2 separate regions of the Homo sapiens genome follow, and region 2 is linked to region 1. A link is a loop called in an ENCODE intact Hi-C map of the cell type or tissue named here. Cell type or tissue: prostate gland. All regions are shown on one strand. Links, peaks and the distances in the headings refer to the core of each region. The heading gives the core; the rest is flanking DNA. Region 1 holds the start of MIR4289 (microRNA 4289). Region 2 has its middle 70 kb from the start of MIR4289.

Region 1 (8,572 bases), core at 2,313-4,812:
CTTCTCTCTTCTGAATTCTGAAATTCTTATGCCCTAATTTAACCTCAGACTGAATTCTTCTGGTGCAACCACTTTAGAAAGCAGAATACAGTTGGCACCAACAACCTTTTACACAGAGGGCTTTGGTGAGTGGGCAAGCACTCTGGAGAGACCCATCCTGAGTGGACAGGTGGGCCCGAGCCTTCAGGGGCAGCGAGGGCACCTCAAGGTCCCTGGAGACATCTGTTCTGCCCATAGCAGTTGTGGGAGGTTTTTAAAAGTGATACAAAGAGAATATTTTTAATTTCCCTGCTATTTACAGGGAATGTTTCACTTCTATAGGACAGAAAATACACTGCCAGATGAAGTGTTCTTGCCAAGAGAAGACCAGCTGCAAATAATTTGGCCTGGAAAAAAATATATTTTTTAGAAAACATTCTCCCAGCAAAAAATGGCCCTGTGCTCCCCTGTTCTCTGTTCTTCGTGTTTCTCACCCAGCATATGTTCAGGTTGTCATGGTAACCCTGCAGTATCTTTCAGAGGAGTGAGCAGAAGTTGAGTTCAACATGGAGGATTGGTCCATTTGAGTGCAACCTACTGAAATCAATGTGACCTTGGCCTTTTTCATCAACTTAGGCAAGACACATTTCGTTTTTAAATTTTCAAATAAAATCAGGGGTACCTTGGTGGAAGAATAATAGCTGAGAATGCTCTGGATAGGGATAGTGAATGTTTGCTGCCACATTTCCATCCTGGGATTGCTCTGGTTATCTTCTGCTGCATAACAAGCCACCCCAAAAACTCATAGTTTATGATAATGGCAATATTTTTTTCACCACAAATTTGTAACATTGACCGGGACTTGGCAGGAGCAATTTCCCACTGCTTCACACACTTCTGTCTGGGGAAGCTTGATGACTGCTGATGGGATCACCAGTAGGCTAGCTCAGGTGCCTGGTGGGGGACGCTGACTGTCTGCTGGGACCTCAGCTGGGCTCTTGTTCTGGGCACCCATGTGTTGCCGACTACCTCGTATGCTGTGCGCTTCTTCACACAGTGGTGGCTGGGTTCCAAGTGTGAGTGCTCAAAAGTCACATTCTGTCTGTCAGAAGCAAGCCAAACCATATCTAAAAGTTAGATTTCCCCCTTTCAATGAAAGTAGTGCAAAAGGATTTGTGAACGTGCTTCAAAATGACCATGATGCCCATGTCAGATATTGCTAATTAATGATTGAGCCTGGACTCCACTTCAGAATCCTTCCCAACAGTGTTCCCAGTCATCCACTGGCCATTGCTGGAGCTGGCCCTGAAGTTAACGCCCATCTAACACCCTTGTTCTAGGCTAATGGCCCAAGACAGCACAGGACCAGTGCTCTCAGAAACCAAGTTCCTACAAGTCCATAATAAAACCAGATAAATATAAACAGTGTAATAAATTTTTCATAAAGACAACTTTATCCTATTTAAAGATTGTCCATTGTTCTGAGATTATGTACTTCTTACACTTTTGGAGTGTTCAGCTGCCGTTTCTCTTATGAATTGAGGAGATGATAAGGAGCAGTTGTGTTGTTTGAATCTCCTTTTAAAATATTGGTGATCCATGCAATCCAAAAGTCACAATCCCCTGCCCTGGGCCATTTGTTGGTGGTTGAAACTTCACTGTCATAAGCAGTGGAGTGCCACATGGTGCAGACACAAAACTTTGCACATCTCCTCCATGAGTTCACCTCTGAAGGCCCACATGCCACTCTAGAATCACTGCATCTTTTCCCTGCTTGAGTCTCTGGATTGAGCTCGAGTTTTGCTTTTTTTCTCTCTCTCTTTTCTACTTTCTGCCTGGCCATTCTGTAAGCTGCACACTCTTGCTAAGCAATGTGTGTGTGCTCCTGGTGTCATCAGAAGCCCAGTCCTGTGGCAAACACTATCCAGAACTCAGAGCTACACATACCCCTGGGAAATTCCCATGGGCTTGTCAACTCAACAGTGGGGAAACAGGGCCTCGGGACAACCAAGAATCCTGGCCTTTGAGTCAGAGTTGGTCAACATGACTTGGGGAAGATATTAAATGTGGGAACCAAACCAAAATGACATAAGTGGTCTAGCAGTATCTAGATACAAACAACACTGTCTGGGTTTGAAGGAGCCCCTGTGCCCATTGTCTCCTCCCTTGTTAATCAGAGAAATAATTGCCCACTTTACTCCCAGAGATGGGGTCCAAGTTAATGAGGAACTGTAGCAGCTACTTTTAATGCAAATTCTTGGAAACATTAGTAAAGTTGGAAAATATATGGGTCTTCCAGATTATGGAACATAGAAATAGGAAAAGGGAAAAAGGCAAAAGAAAGGAAGAGGAAGAAGGGAAATGAGAAGGTAGAAGACAGACATCCGTGGGGTTACAAGGTACCTTTTACCTAGGGCTGCAGTTTCACTTTAGGAGAAAACAAAAACTGGGCTTTCCTTTGAATGATGTTAAGGAAGTTACCAGCATGGTCCCTCTGTCTCCTCCAGGGAGCAGGGCCTGGCCGAGTCTCATTATACTGCAGATCACTGGTCTTGAGCCCAAGGCTTTACAAGAGAAGCACAAACCCCAACAATTACAAGGGACATTGCTTTCCCATCCTGGTCCCTCCCTACACAACAAGAAGAAAAACAAAACAAGCCCAGATCCTGTAAGCAGGACCCAAAGAAAACATTGTGATGATGGGCTTTCTTCAAGTAAGTGAGCTGACACAAAAGGAAAGGCAGAAAGCTCTTTCCGGCTCTCAGATTTCAAACCACCAGGGAATGTGTGCTGTTCCAGGGCCTCTGAGAAGCCAAAGGCTGGGTTGCACAATCAGCCCTGCTGCCCCAGGCCAAGCATGCTGGACACTGGTCAGTCAGGTGCCTCTCACCTGGACGGTCCAGCCTCCCTCTTTGCCTTCAGCTTCCTCTGGCCACAGGAAGGGCTCAGTGTCAAGGGCAACTTCTTCCTGCTTCGATTCTCAGGAACAGCCATCTGGTATTTGTCCTTCTTGTCTGGCGTCTTTCACTTAGCACACTGTCCTCTGAATTCACCCCTGTTGTCACAAACGGCAGGATGTCCTTCTTTTTTAAGGCTGAATACTACTCCATAGTACAGACATATGCACCAGACTCTAATGAAGTTGACCTCTTAGAAGCAGAAAGTAGAAGGGCAGTTACCAGGGGCTGGGGAGTAGGAAAAAACTGTGTGGATTTTGGTCAAAGGGTACAAATTTCCAGTGATAAGATACTTAAGTTCTGAGGATCCATGAACTGCATGGTAACTATAGTTAATAATACTGTACTGTATGTTGAAAATGTGCTAAGAGAGTAGAACTGAAGTGTCCTCACACACACAAAAATAATGGTAACCATGTGAGGCAGTGGAAGTGCTGATTAGCTTCATCTTGGCCGTCACTTCATGATATGCACATGCATCAAATCATCACATTGTACAATTAACTGTATACAAGCTTTATTTGTCAATTACATCTCAATAAAGCCAGGGGGTGGAGTCGGGAGGGAGGAACTTCTGTCTTGCTCTAGGTTTATGCAGTATCTTGTAAAGACAGCATGAGTCATCATCACTATCTGGCCCAGCCAAGTACTCTGGGGCCCTTTGTGCTGCAAATCGGTTCACACACACCAACCAGTGTCTTCTCATGATGCACAGCTGGAAGTAATTTCTTTTTAAGCTTTAAAAAAATTCAAGACACAGCTTATCCTTGGTGTCCACCCGCAGGTAGTCAGGCCCTGAGAACATGTCACCTGTGGGCAAACGCTAACTTTCCCAAGACCAGGATTAAGTGTTGAGTGGGAGGTGAGGCCTTTGTCCTGCCCCTCTCTCCCTGTGTGGACCGACTGACCAACCCGCCAAAACACTTTGAGAGCCACTAGACATAGTAGCTTACTTCTTCTCATGCAGATATTCCTTGGAGGAGCCTGGTGTATTTATTTTAAGAGTTGCTTTCAGAAACAGAGGACCTCTCTTCTGTTTCACAAAATACATGTCACAGAGAAGAACAAACCCACCCATGGCCAGCCTCTGGCTGTGTAATTGCTACTCTGCACAATAGGAAATGAGTGGCCACGGCACAGGTAGCCCATTTGGGAGTCGCCTAGAGCCCTGTCCCTACAAAGAAATTATAACGTAGCAAAAAACCAGAGGCTCCCTTCCTTGAATATCCAGGCTTAGGCCTAGAGCACGGAAACAAGACCAGTGTAATTACCTCGCATGCATAATCACTGCTGAGACCTGAGAACAGAGGCCGGGCCCTGCCTGGCCTTCGGCTGTCTGGCCATAAGCAAGCAGCCACTGAAACCAGGCAGCTGGGGTGCAGGGTGTTTGTGTGTGTGAAATGGCTCTGCTGCCCCGAAGCAAGGAGCAGGGAGATGGCTTTTCCCTGTGTGGCTTACCTGGGTCAGAATCAACAAGCAGGAGCATAAAACAGAGATCAGACCCCAGGAGGAAATGACAGCCAGGCCCACTTTGTGTGCACGAGTGAGGGTAGGCATGGGGAAGATTCCTGTTTGCTTGTCCCTTTTAAAAAAGCAAAACCGGCACAAGACTGTGGTCAGGAGCTCAGTATACAGGAAGGGGCCGAAGTCTGACAGCCTTCCTCAGAGCCCCGGGTGGCCTGGGGAGGAAGGCATGCTGCCCTGAGACTGCTGTGCAGGGATCCCTGGAATTCTCCTCCAGCATTAGCTGTGGTAGAAGGGACTTTTCTATTTTGTGATTCAATCTTTTAGTTAGATTGCTTGGGGGACTTGATACTAGGAAAATTTTAATGGTTTTACCTAAACAAGGGATAACCTTGTTTTGGAAGCTTATGATATGGAGGAAAGAGTTAACTGTAAAATCGGCAGGCCTGGGGAAAACAAAACCAACCAAGCAGTAGCCAGGGTGGGTGCAGGGCTGTAGCCAGAGCTCCGGGCTGCCCCACGGCACTCCCACTGCGTCAGGGAAGCCTTTTCTGGCCTCCTAGTTAGGAGGCATCTCCTATTACACACTCTTGGAGCATTTTGTAATTCTTCTGAGAGTTTATTACCCTAGCCAATGAATAATTGTGGAATTACTCAATGTTGTCTCCCCCTCTGGAACATGATACAAATGTCAGCTCCATGCCTGACTTGTTTGTTGCGGGATTCCCTGCGCCTAGACTAGTGCTTTGCACATGCAAGGAGCTCATATTCATTGAATAACTGGATGGGAGGGTGGATGGGTGGGTGCATGGATAAGAATGAATGGTTGGATAGGTGGATGGACAGATTGAACAGACAGGCAGGTGGATGGATAGATGGATAGAAAGATGGATGAATATAGATGGAGATAGATGGGTAGATGGATGAATGGGCATGTGGGTAAATGATTGCAGAAATGCATAAATGAATGAGTAGATAGATGAATGGGTGGGTGAAGTGGATGGGTAGATGAATGGATGAGTGGATGGGTGGATGGGTGGATGGATGGATGGATGGAGCCCACAAGGTCATTAAAGCATTTTGTTCTCTAACTTCTGAACTGAACTCCACTGGTTGTCTATAATAAGAGCTTTTACAGAGGGAGGTTGAACACCCAAGCATGTTGGACATGAGTGACAGCAGCTAGCATGGTATCTCTGCCCTAGATGCACTGATGGCAGCAGAGAGCTCTGTCCCTTGGGAGGGCATTGTGCAGGGCTATCAGGCAGTTTCCTGGGCCCTGTCTGCAGAGCCTAAACAGATCACATCTGGCCAGTCTCAACAGGGCCTCCTTACCCTATAAACCATGCATGTATTTATGTAACACTTCAGGCCTGATGGAGACCAGATGTGACCAAATGGTGCTTTATGCGGCCCAGGAATGCTGAAATACCAACATAGACATCTTTTATGGCTGCTCTTGCTCAGCAATCTCTCTTTAAATCTTAGGTTTGAGCCCTGATATACAACCATTAACTTCATTCTTCTGTGAAACAGAAACATCTGGCAACATCTATTTGATTTGTTATCCTTATAAGAGAAATACAACTATGTACAACTTCTATTCTCAGTTAGTGTAGTACAGTAAAAAGAATGTTGATGGGGAGGCAAGAAACCCAGACCCAGCTCCGCCCTGTACCTCCCTTACTGGCTGGCCTTGGGCCAGTTGGTTCTCACCAGGACTCAGTTTTCCATTGGTAATTTCAAGAGCTATCATTTATTAAACACTTCCTGAGTTCTAGGCACCCTACCTTGTGCTCAGTAAAAGCTACAGATCATTGCCACAACTACACCCCTATTCAAATGTACAAATGGATACATAGGCGTGAGTTTCCAATACCCATCATCCTTAGGAGGCAGATCCCAGTCTCAGTCTTCTGACTCCAAAACCACCTCTTCCCATTAAACCAAATGGCGGCTTTCACCTGCAAATAAGGAAGTGCAGCTGAATTGCTATTTTCTGAATTTGTGTTCCTTGGACACTTCTGTTGGGAGCGACTAATAAGTCTTTTGACCCCTCTCCAAAGAATGTGTGTTTAGGGACACTGAGGAAGTGTCCCTGAACACACATTTGGGATTTTGGATGCCCACAGAACATTACAGATGCTACAAGAATTTAAGCCTGTTTACTGTGGGGTTTCCTCATTGGGCCGCTAGAATGCCTTTGTCCCCTGAAACTCCTATTAATATCTTGAGGATCACTGATGCACATTCATACAAAAATGTTGATTGAATAGGTTTCATGCTCCTGGCAGGACAGGCTGTGTCTCTGCACTCAGGGAGCAGCCACCTTACTGACCCAGGTGCAGCTCAGCCCTGATTGCCCCTTCTATACTTTCCTGTTTATACAGAGCTCCTCCCTTCTCCCTCCATGGATGTATTTACAATGTAGAGATGCTGTTAATACTGTCGGCTGCTGCTACTTGAGAAAGCTCACCACACACTTTCCATGGGGATTGGGAATGGAGTTGAGCAGCCCCATTTAGTTTCACCAAGAGTAGTGGGACCTTGTGTACTTGTTTTAAAGTCTCACTCCCTGAAAGGGCCAGAACTGGATTCTGAGTGACATCTACCCAGTGCAATTTCTCCATTGAATAGAAAGAAATGTGCAAAACATTCTAATTATGCTTTTACAACAAGCTTTTTAAGAAAAATTACATTGCAAAGACCCAATCAGTGCAAAACTTGCCCTGAAGTTCCTTACAGTTTAAAATCACCATATCCCCTCTGCCCCTTCAGCTTCCTTCTGCAATTTAGGGTGCTCGTGACGCAGAAGGGTTAGGGGCTGCAGGAGGTCCACGTGCTTTGGCTCTGATCACAGACTGCAGCTGTAGCTTCATCTCTGTCTCTGCTCTACTTAAGGACAGCTGCCCTCAGAATGCCAGGCTGGAACATCTAAATTCTACTAAAATGATCACTCACTCAGAATCAACAGCTAGGAAGAGGCCACAGAGCAGAGCCCTTGTTAATTTGGAACATGCCAAACTGCAAAGATGGTCCATAATGCCCCAGCAGAGCGTGTGAGAGCCCAGCATCGGATTTGATGCCACCTGCCCAAGGCCCAGGCCAGTGCAGCAGCGCTTCCTCAGATGGGTGTGGGCTTCGGAGCCCTGAAACGCTTCCCAGCCCAGAAGCAATAAAGCCCCAGTATGTCCTTTTCTGCAGGCCAGCACCCTGTCCACAATCCCGAGGGATGAGGGATGGCCGCGTCATCTCCCACTAACAGCGAAGCCCAGGGTGTGCAGTTCCACCCCCTTCCTAAGATAGATGTGAATTTAGAAAACCAAGAAGAGAGCCTCTTGCCTCCATGCAGCACTTCTGAAAACAAGCAAAGCATTTCAGGGGAGGAGCAGCAGGCGGCTCTGGAGCTTTGCACAAACCAGCCGGGAAGGCTTTGACTGGAAGGCAAGCAGGGCTACCTTTTGCCATGATGATCTTTAGAGGCCCACGTTTCTTCTTATCCTTTCTTTAAAAACAAAAACAATACTATTATTTCTTAATTGTCTGAACTCAAACAAATTAGAGTCCAGGGCCAGGTGCAGTGGCTCATGCTTATAATCCCAGCACTCTGGGAGGCCGAGGAGGGCAGATCACAAGGTCAGGAGATCGAGACTATCCTGGCTAACATGGTGAAACCCTGTCTCTACTAAAAATATAAAAAATTAGCCAGTTGTGGTGGCGGGTGCCCGTAGTCCCAGCTATTTGGGAGGCTGAGGCAGGAGAATGGTGTGAACCCGGGAGGCGGAGCTTGCAGTGAGCCAAGATCACGCCACTGCACTCCAGCCTGGGCAACAGAGCGAGACTCCGTCTCAAAAAAATAAAAATAAAAATAAAAAATAAGAGGCCAGTTTGCCCAGATAGGATTTTATAAAATGTTTCCTAGCAGTTAAAGAAGTCTATTTGTCTTTAATTTTGTTACTTTCCTCTCGTGACTTCCTGGGGAAAATGTGCAGAAGCAGAAGTGTGCTGCTTGACGGAATTAAACATAAAATTCCAACTCCATCAGATGGGCTTTGGAATCAACCAAGGATGACTTACGGGAGTCTCAAGTTTATCCAAATCCAGTGTGGTTTTTTGTTTGTTTGAGCTTAATTTTTCTCTTATTATAAAAGTTAACCAGGTTATAAAATAAA
Region 2 (8,572 bases), core at 3,270-5,769, 67 kb before region 1:
GAATCTTGGAACCTCATCCATGTTAGGAATGGGAGACTCATTCACTGAATGGAAATGTACACATTTTAGGTGCCAAAATGCAGACCCAGCCCTCACTGCTGCATAATGCACAAGTGGAGGCTGAGTTTGAGAAGACTCCAAGCCAGTTGACTGCAATTAAAGATTCTACTTTCTCCTATACTGCTAATTAGGACCCGCTTCATGATGCAAAAGGAAAGAGCCTTCGTTCACAATTATTTAGAATTTGAAGATGGTGACAGGAGAGCATTAAGCCAAGCACAGGGCCCTTCTGACAGTGGAGACCTGTGTACCTGCCTGGGTTGCTTGCCCATGAAGCTGCTCTTATTTGTTCTCTGTTCTTGGTGCTAATTTTTATCACATAAGAAAGTTGTTGTCTTTACTAACTTTATTTTACCCCAGGAATTGTTCAACACCATTGCAGCATGGGGAAGAACGGTGCCCACCGGCCCTGGAAGGACCAGACTCCCATGGGAGGAAGTGGAGTGGATGCCTCCCACCTTAACCTTGGTGCCGCTGGCATCTGCATCCATCTTGCAGAGCATCTGGAGTCTGTCTTGTTTAACTTGGCTTCTGACCCAAAGAGCTCAATTTCCTGCATTTCAGACCACAAAGGAATCCTGATGAGTCCCCATGGAGGACTCGTAATGTGATAATAGGGAAATCTGAATAAGACGAATGAATTGTATCAATTCACCCATAGAATGCCATCCACAGAGGGAGGCCGTCTACAGAGGGATGCCATCTCGTAGACCCTTGGACAGCCTCCCTCCGTGGTCAGCATTCCTGGGGAGTTGTGATCACCTAGCTGGTATTAGCTCTCTCTGCCCAGGAGTCCCCTGGGGCTGCCTTCTACAAACTGCAATTGTGCTCTGAGCAGACTCGCAGGCCAGGCTTGCACTAGGCAACGTTAGGCAACTTCTGCCCTTCCATTCTTTGTGTTGCTGCAGTTCTGTAGGTAGATGGGGGAAAGCACACACTCAAAAGAGAAGGCAGGACCTGTCATTTGCACTCAAGATTGGCACAGTGACAGTGTTGCAGGATTACAGCACATGTGAGACATTCCCTATGGCTCTCCCAGGGCTAGCGGGGGTGTGCGGCAAGAACACAGCAGGAGTTTGCTGGAAAACAGCAACCGCAATGCTTTTTTTCCACTTTAAATTTTACCTGGGAGAAAAAAATGTTTCAGAGGAGATAATAAATTTTATTTAAGTAATTAAAGACGGGGCCATCTAGTATACAAGAAAGAAAATTATATTTGAAAAATAGAAATAAAATTATATTTGAAAACTACAATAATTTAAAACTGTGACCATGGCTCAGAAATGGATAGACAGATGAGTAAGACAGATCATACATTTCAGGAACAGATCTAAGCATATATAAAAATTTAATGTAGGAGAAAGGGAGCATGTAAACTTTTGTTTTTATAAAAAATGGTAACTGCGCTAATCATTTGAGAAAAATATTAAAGACCTTATGCCATACAAATAAATGGATGTAAGACAATTATTTTTAAAAAACATAAAAGTAATGAAAGAAAATATAGGTGAGCCTGTAGATACATCTCGATGTGAAAAGGGCCCTCTACATAGGGCCTCAAGGCAGAGACCACAAGGATAAAAAATAAGGGATCTGACCTCTCTCCTTCCACCCAAAACATAACAAATAAGAAAATACAGTGTTAGATTAAACACCCCTAACAAACTAGAGAGATGGATGACAAAAAAGAACCATATTTTTCACTCTGTATGATGAAGATTTTATACCTTAAATCTTAAAGCCTAATACTGAGACACTAAAGGAATTGGGCAAAGAATACCAAAGGATGATTCACATGCAAAAATGCAAATTAAAACCGAGGAGCTGATATCTTCCACCGTGCAACCTGAAAGGCTTTTTTTTTTTTTTTGAGTCTCACTCAGTCGCCCAGGCTAGAGTGCAGCGGCGCCATCTCGGCTCAGTGTGACCTCTGCCTCCCAGGTTCAAGTGATTCTCCTGCCTCAGCCTCCCAGTAGCTGGGATTACACGCACCCACCACCAGGCCTGGCTAATTTTCTTGAATGTTTAGTAGAGACTGGGTTTCACCATGTTGGCCAGGCTGGTCTCGAACCCCTGACCTCAAATGATTTGCCCACCTAGGCCTCCCGAAGTGCTGGGATTACAGGCTTGAGCCACCACACTTGGCACCTGGCAAGGCTATTTTATGTTGGTACTACCCAAGCAAACATCTATCAGTAGTAGGTTAGATAAATAAGGGAGGAATAATTTGAAAGTCCAAAATGAAGAGATTGGTTGAAAAAGTTTTGTTACATTCAAAGTAATGGAATCCCAGAAGGCCATTAACAATGATGTTGTAGGAGTGTGTTAATGATACAGAAAGATGTTGAAAATGTCAGGTTTCTTGAACTAACAGGCTTTGAAATCACGATTCTGTTTTTAAGTAGAGTGTATTGAAAACATTACATGTAAAATCAAAAAATTATTGGAATGACTGACATTAAAGCATTTAAAGTGGTTATTCCTGAATGGGGTAGTTTAGATAGTTTTAACTTTTTATCTATTTGTATTTACTATAAATACAATTTTTCCTTAAATTTCATTATAATAAATAAATAAATATAAATAAATTTCCTTATAATTTTCGTGTGTGAGAAGGAGAGAACAAAATTCTTATTTCAAAGAAAAATAGAGTCAACACTGCATCATCAGCTGGAGAAGAGCTGAGCTACCTTTGGTACTTCTGGTACACCTGGTATCCCTGCTACACCTGGTCCCCTGGCACACCTGGTGCCTTGTACATCTGGTACCCCTGATGTGAATAGTCCCTGGGCACACCTGGTACCCATAGCACACTTGGTCCTGTGGCACACCTGGTCCCTGGATGCACCTGGTACGCATGGCACACTTGGTTCTCTGGCATACCTGGTCCCTGGCACACCTTGTTCCTGGCACACCTGGTCTCCTGGCACAACTGGCACCCTTGGCACGTCTGATCCCTCCGGCACACCTGGTACTCTGGCACACCCTAGTACACCTGATATACCTGAAGCAAAGGAGTTGGCCTGTGACATTGCCCACTCAAAAAGTGAGCTGTTGGAGCACATAGATTACCTGGCCCCAGGGGAATCCCAACTTGAAAAGCCCTGGATCTGGATCCTGTCCATCCTTCTCCTTTCAGACTCAGTTGTTGTCTACACTGTTCCAGAGCAGGGACCATCACAGTGACCGATGCAGAGACCAACACAGCAGGAAATTCCACAGTAGACCACACTCCATGAAGATGGAGTGTCTGCCTCAACCCAACCCAGGGACTGACCACAGGGAGCCGGCAAGAGAGTCAGTCATCAGTCATGATGCACGGCGCTCTACCGAGGAGTCAAAGGCAGGAAATGAGAATAGACTGGAGGTCGGTGAAGCGCTTTGTCAGTGGCCAGGAAAGCAACAACCAGCTCCCACGCAAGGCTCTGGGACAACTTGAGCTCCTGCCTCACTCTCTCCAGGCCTCCCCTACACTACTTGTATTTTGGGACCAGCATGCTCGGAATATCTGGTATGACGAAGATGGGGCAGAGAGAGTGAGAGAAAGAGAGACCCAGGCCTAAATTTCTCCACTCGTTACAGGTGTGGAAAGTGAAGGAGGCTGCCCAGGAGATGTTTCATGAGTTCTGACTTTATGGCACATCACCTGGGAGGCGATAGCAGATGGCCCAGTACTAGTCCCAGCTTTGGAGCAGGCAGATCAGAAATGCCCTTCCCCCGGGATACCTAGGAAGAAGATGGGCCAGGAAGGCTGCAGAGTCCTTTCTCCCCTAAGTGACCTGCTGGAAATGCTCAGCAATTCTTGTTAGAACAACAGATCTCGTGCACATCCATAGAAACATGCATTTGTGCAAACAGAATCCCTTCTGCTTTGGTGCACAACCTTTTGCACAAATTCACGCTTTTGAGCAGACACTCCGCTTCTGGGGCAGGAGTACGTCACTGTATCAGTCTTTCATTTTCTCTTCTGGCATCTGAATACTCTCATTTCTTCTTAATTTTCCACCAGTTTTTCCTCTCGTTTGCTACTGATCTGCCTGGCTCTCCTTTATACCGCATCTGAGCACCCTGCACATGCCTCTTGAAAGTGAATGAGTGCCTTAATTGGAAAATGCTCTCTCATTCACCACAGGGAAGAGAAGAATACTCCAGCTAATAATGTCTTTTCCACAGAGCCCTCGACCAAATGACTCTCTCTGTTTTAATTGAGAGCCAAAGCTTTTGAAAATGAATATGTATCTTCAGGGATGGATAAAGAATGCAGTTTGATCTTATGGAAATGTCACGTTGGGATGTGAAGGTGATGGATTGTTCAAGAATCAACCAAAGAGGACAGCTCTGGCCCAGGCTGCTGAGGGACAACCGAGCTCAGATGATGCCCCCAGAGAGCAGTGGGATAACTGGGGAGGGACCACATGGTGGTTGCCAATGAGTCTCGATAGGTAGAAAAAAGGACTGAAATGAAGGCAGCAGCTAAGGACAAGGTGACAGTCTGTGACTTTGAATGGCATGCTATTTCCAACAAGCATCCCAAAGCAGAAATAAACATGGTTGGAAGGGGAGTGCAGAACATGAAATATCTACTGAGAGCTGAGGGCCACACCAGGGTGGTTAGGAGGGGAAAGAAGAAGAAACTTCAGGAATAAAAGCATTTTAAGTCTCTTAGCAACTGCCTATAGATGGAGACACGCTGGGTGGAGGCTGTCACAGGGCTTCTTGCGGGGTGTCCACCCCTCTGTTGGCCTCCTTGGACACCACTGCCCTGAAAAGGAGGGGAAAGTGCATTTCTCAAGCTGAAGCCCTGGCCAGGGCCTCTAATTTTACTTCCATGAGTGTGCCCTGATTGATTTTGAAAGGGAGGAGGTGGATCATAAAAAAACACAGCCCACAGCCGAGCCATAATCAGCTGCAGCTGCTGCTGGGATAGAGTCCTGACAGGCAAATGGCATCATGATGGAGCATTCCTTGGGACTGGCAACATTCGGCTGCCAGTGTGGGGGCAGGGAGGCAGTCTATTATTAGGAACATGCCTGAGATGTGAGTTTGCAGAATTCATTGCTCTAGATTAAAATCACTTTTGCAGGGAACAAACTCTGGAGATGGTGGAGGTACGTAGACTTCCTCTCAGCTTGAAAGATGTATCAAACTTTAAGAGGGGCTTGGACCACCCATTTGCAAATTGCTTTTTCATGCAGTTAATTTTATTTATTTTTCATCCAAATCTTAAAGCAGACCCCTCCTTTAAAAGTGTATGGCCAGCCGCGCTGGCTCATGCCTGTAATCCCAGCACTTTGAAAGGCCAAGATGGGTGGATCACCTGAAGTCAGGAATTGGAGACCAGCCTGACCAATGTGGTGAAACCCTGTCTCTACTAAAAATACAAAAATTAGCCAGGTGTTGTGGCGGGCACCTGTAATCCCAGCTACTCGGGAAGCTGAGGCAAGAGAATTGCTTGAACCCAGGAGTTGGAGGTTGCACTGAGCCAAGATCATGCCATTGCACTCCATCCTGGGCAACAAGAGTGAAACTCCAGCTCAAAAAAAAAAAAAAAAAAAAGTATATGGCCAATAGATCAACAGAAAGTGCCCTAAAGTAAAGGACTGTTTACATAAATGACTAAGGCACATAGGGACCCTGGAGGCTCTGACCTTGACCTGGGTCTGAGTGGGGAAACCCCACACGCTCATTTCTTAGCGTTTCTGCACGCATGTTTTGCTTATTAAAGAGAATTATAAATCCCATGCTTTCTAAATCTTTTGATGGAAAGCAATTTTCTTCCCAGAGATGAAAAGATGTTAACATGAAGGCGCTGCTTGGAAAACAGGGCACAGGACTGGCTGCATTTCAAACGAGGTGCCGGAGCTTATGCAACATTTACAACGGAATTCATTAAAAATTGGTTTTGCTCTCTGAGGACCTGTTGGAGCATCTAGGCCTCATGTGGGGGAGGCTGGGAGACTCTGTGAAAAGGATTATTTGGAGGGTGTATCGAAGCCCCCTGTAGGTGTGGAAGGTGTTTTCCCTTTTAGCTCAAGTCAAGAGCTCATCCTGCCCGCTTCCGTGTGAGGAACTGCTTCCTGTGGCTGTTAAGATCATGGGGAATGGGAGACCCACTGTGCTGGGAGTGATGCCCTGTCAGAGCCGGCTGCAGCTCAGGGTGCAGGAGGCCTGATGGGATGTGGGCCTGGTGTGGGAGGTAGCAGCATCAAAGGCCAGCTCAGCTCCCTCCACCTCTGGCTCCCTGAGTAAGCGACCCGCAGAAGTGAACCCGACTGCAGGTGAAGGGGCTGCGGTCACAGACCCTCCCCGCCCACCCAGTGAGAGGGGAGCTTGGCAAGCCAGAATGCACTATGAGAGGGTCAGCAGGAGGCCCTTCCTGGGCCCAGAAGGCAGGTCCTCAGGGCTCTCCTCCTCCTGTGGTCCCTCCTCCAAACCTTCATGTGGAGCAGTGAGCTCTCAGCCATAAGTGGAGAGGCCCTGGACAACAGGAGAGACCAGGCTCAGACAGACTGACTGGCCCTGAACTGGCCTGCCCGCCCACATGTGCCTGCAGGGGACGCTCAATTCAGGTCAACACAGGATTCAACACAAATGACCAAATTGAGACTATATTCTAAGACTGTGTTTTGATGGCTTGAGTAGACAGAATACTTCCATCAAGAGTTTTTTTTAAAAATAGTAAGAGAAGTATAAGGCCTGCTGCATTGCCGTCCCCGGGGAAGAGAAATATTCCCTCCACTGAAGACTTTCTTAGAGAGACAAAGAGAGTATTTTCTGATTGTGCCACGCAAGTCTAAACCAGCTAAAGTGCAGGTATGCGGATTTTATTTCTTATTAGCAACAAACAGTTTGATGATACGCCAAAGACAAAGAGGAGGAGTTGGAGATACTTCCATGAGCAATGCAAATTTAGAAAACCCAACAATGGAAACCAGAAACAGAAAGAGAAAAAAAAAACACTCAAAATAGGAAACAGAGAGGGAACAGGCCAGCACCTGGTTGGGGCCCCGCACTGGACAGGATTCAGGGTGGACTGTCCTTACCTGTTTTTCACTATCTGTCTTCATTCCTCCATTCAGAACACCCTCTGCTTCATTTGGATGGGCAATTGTCTTGGAGTAATTTTCTATGAAAAAGGGTGTGTTTTCCGTATTGAATCCCCAGGATCATGGTTTATGATGCTGGCATTGCAAGTCCCTGTGGCTCTTCAGATGCTGTGAGTGCCAATCACAGATCCACAGACTTTTCAGGCTTACTCAGTGTTAGATCCCCAAAGGCCCCTAGAAATAATCTTTTTCAGTGATGTTCACATGTTAAAAACACCAAAATACCTTCTTTAAATAAAATTGTATATAGAAGCCCAACATATAAAACCCAGGCAAGAGCCAGAAATCCCTGTCCCTCAAAAGGGGAAGGTCCCACAGTCCAGGTTCTGGGGATGCCCTTGGCCTTGCCCCATGGCACCTTAGTGGAAACCCTACTGTTTCTCAGAGCATATTTTGAAAACACTGTGCTGCCGCCGGGTGCGGTGGCTCATGCCTGTAATCCCAGCACTTTGGGAGGCCAAGGCAGGTGGATCACATGAGGTCGGGAGTTCAAGACCCACCTGACCTACACGGAGAAACCCCATCTCTACTAAAACTACAAAATTAGCCGGGCGTGGTGGCGCATGCCTGTAATCCCAGCTACTTGGGAGACTGAGGCAGAAGAATCGCTTGAACGTGGGGTGGGGGCAGGCGGGGGCGGAGGTTGTGGTGATCTGAGATAGAGCCATTGTACTCCAGCCTGGGCAATAAGAGTGAAACTCCATCTCAAAATAAATAAATAAATAAATAAAATAAAGAAAAAGAAAACACCGTGCCAACTTAGTCTGCTTGTGTGGCAAAGCAGACTGGCCCAGGGGAGCCAGGCTGGAAGCAGCACCAGCGTCTTCGCGCTTGGCCTGAGGCCGCTGTCACTGTATCCATTGCAGGGGGGCACAAAGGCTGCATCTTTGCTCTGAAATCATTGCTGCAGGTATTGTTTCAAGGCAATGCATAGATCTTGTTCAAGTCTTTGATCTCTTATCCACTCTATTAGGGTGTAAGAAACATGCTCAAGTTGCCTCATTAGTGGGGGAATAAGGAATTAAGGAGAAAGGATCATGTATCAGTTGTCTGTGTCTGCATAACAAACTTGTCCAAAATTTAGTGGCCGTATACAGCAATGCTGTTGTTTCTCCTGGTTCTATGGGTTGACGGGGCAGTTTTTCAGCTCACCTCACCATTCAGCTGGAAATGTTGATTCCATGTTCTACCGTCTCCTCAGAGAAACAAGGAGTCACTGGGCCAGAGCAAGATTCAGGCATTTTTAGGGTATCTAAGCAAATACCACACAACATTGCAACAGATCCATCCAGCTAAATTTGAAGGGCATTCCACAACCACTGATTTTTTCATTTAACAAGCATGTTAGAGACCCAGGAACTGGGCAGGGGCTGGAAGGATGAACACAGTCCCTAAACTTTCCAAGT

What was found. Hi-C counts contacts between places; a loop is a spot of excess contacts. Peaks named below come from ENCODE experiments on the same cell type or tissue, not always from the same donor. Only the 100,000 strongest peaks of a DNase experiment are listed, where the experiment ranks them.
Region 2: a loop joins it to region 1, with 2.3 times the contacts of the local background. A loop is called at or near these places in 2 of 110 quality-filtered maps.

The regions. Positions count from the first base shown.
Region 1 is chr9:88,742,968-88,751,539 of GRCh38, reverse strand. It overlaps MIR4289 (microRNA 4289), which reads left to right and starts at 5,635; the gene lies at 5,635-5,704. RefSeq lists a silencer at 3,532-3,826 and an enhancer at 3,723-4,411. In prostate gland, for the core only: no CTCF peak of the experiment used is centred there; a DNase peak (open chromatin) is centred at 3,559; H3K27ac peaks cover 2,398 bases.
Region 2 is chr9:88,811,132-88,819,703 of GRCh38, reverse strand. No RefSeq gene overlaps it. Among named protein-coding and RNA genes, the nearest start is that of MIR4289, 70 kb to the right of the region's middle. In prostate gland, for the core only: no CTCF peak of the experiment used is centred there; no DNase peak of the experiment used is centred there.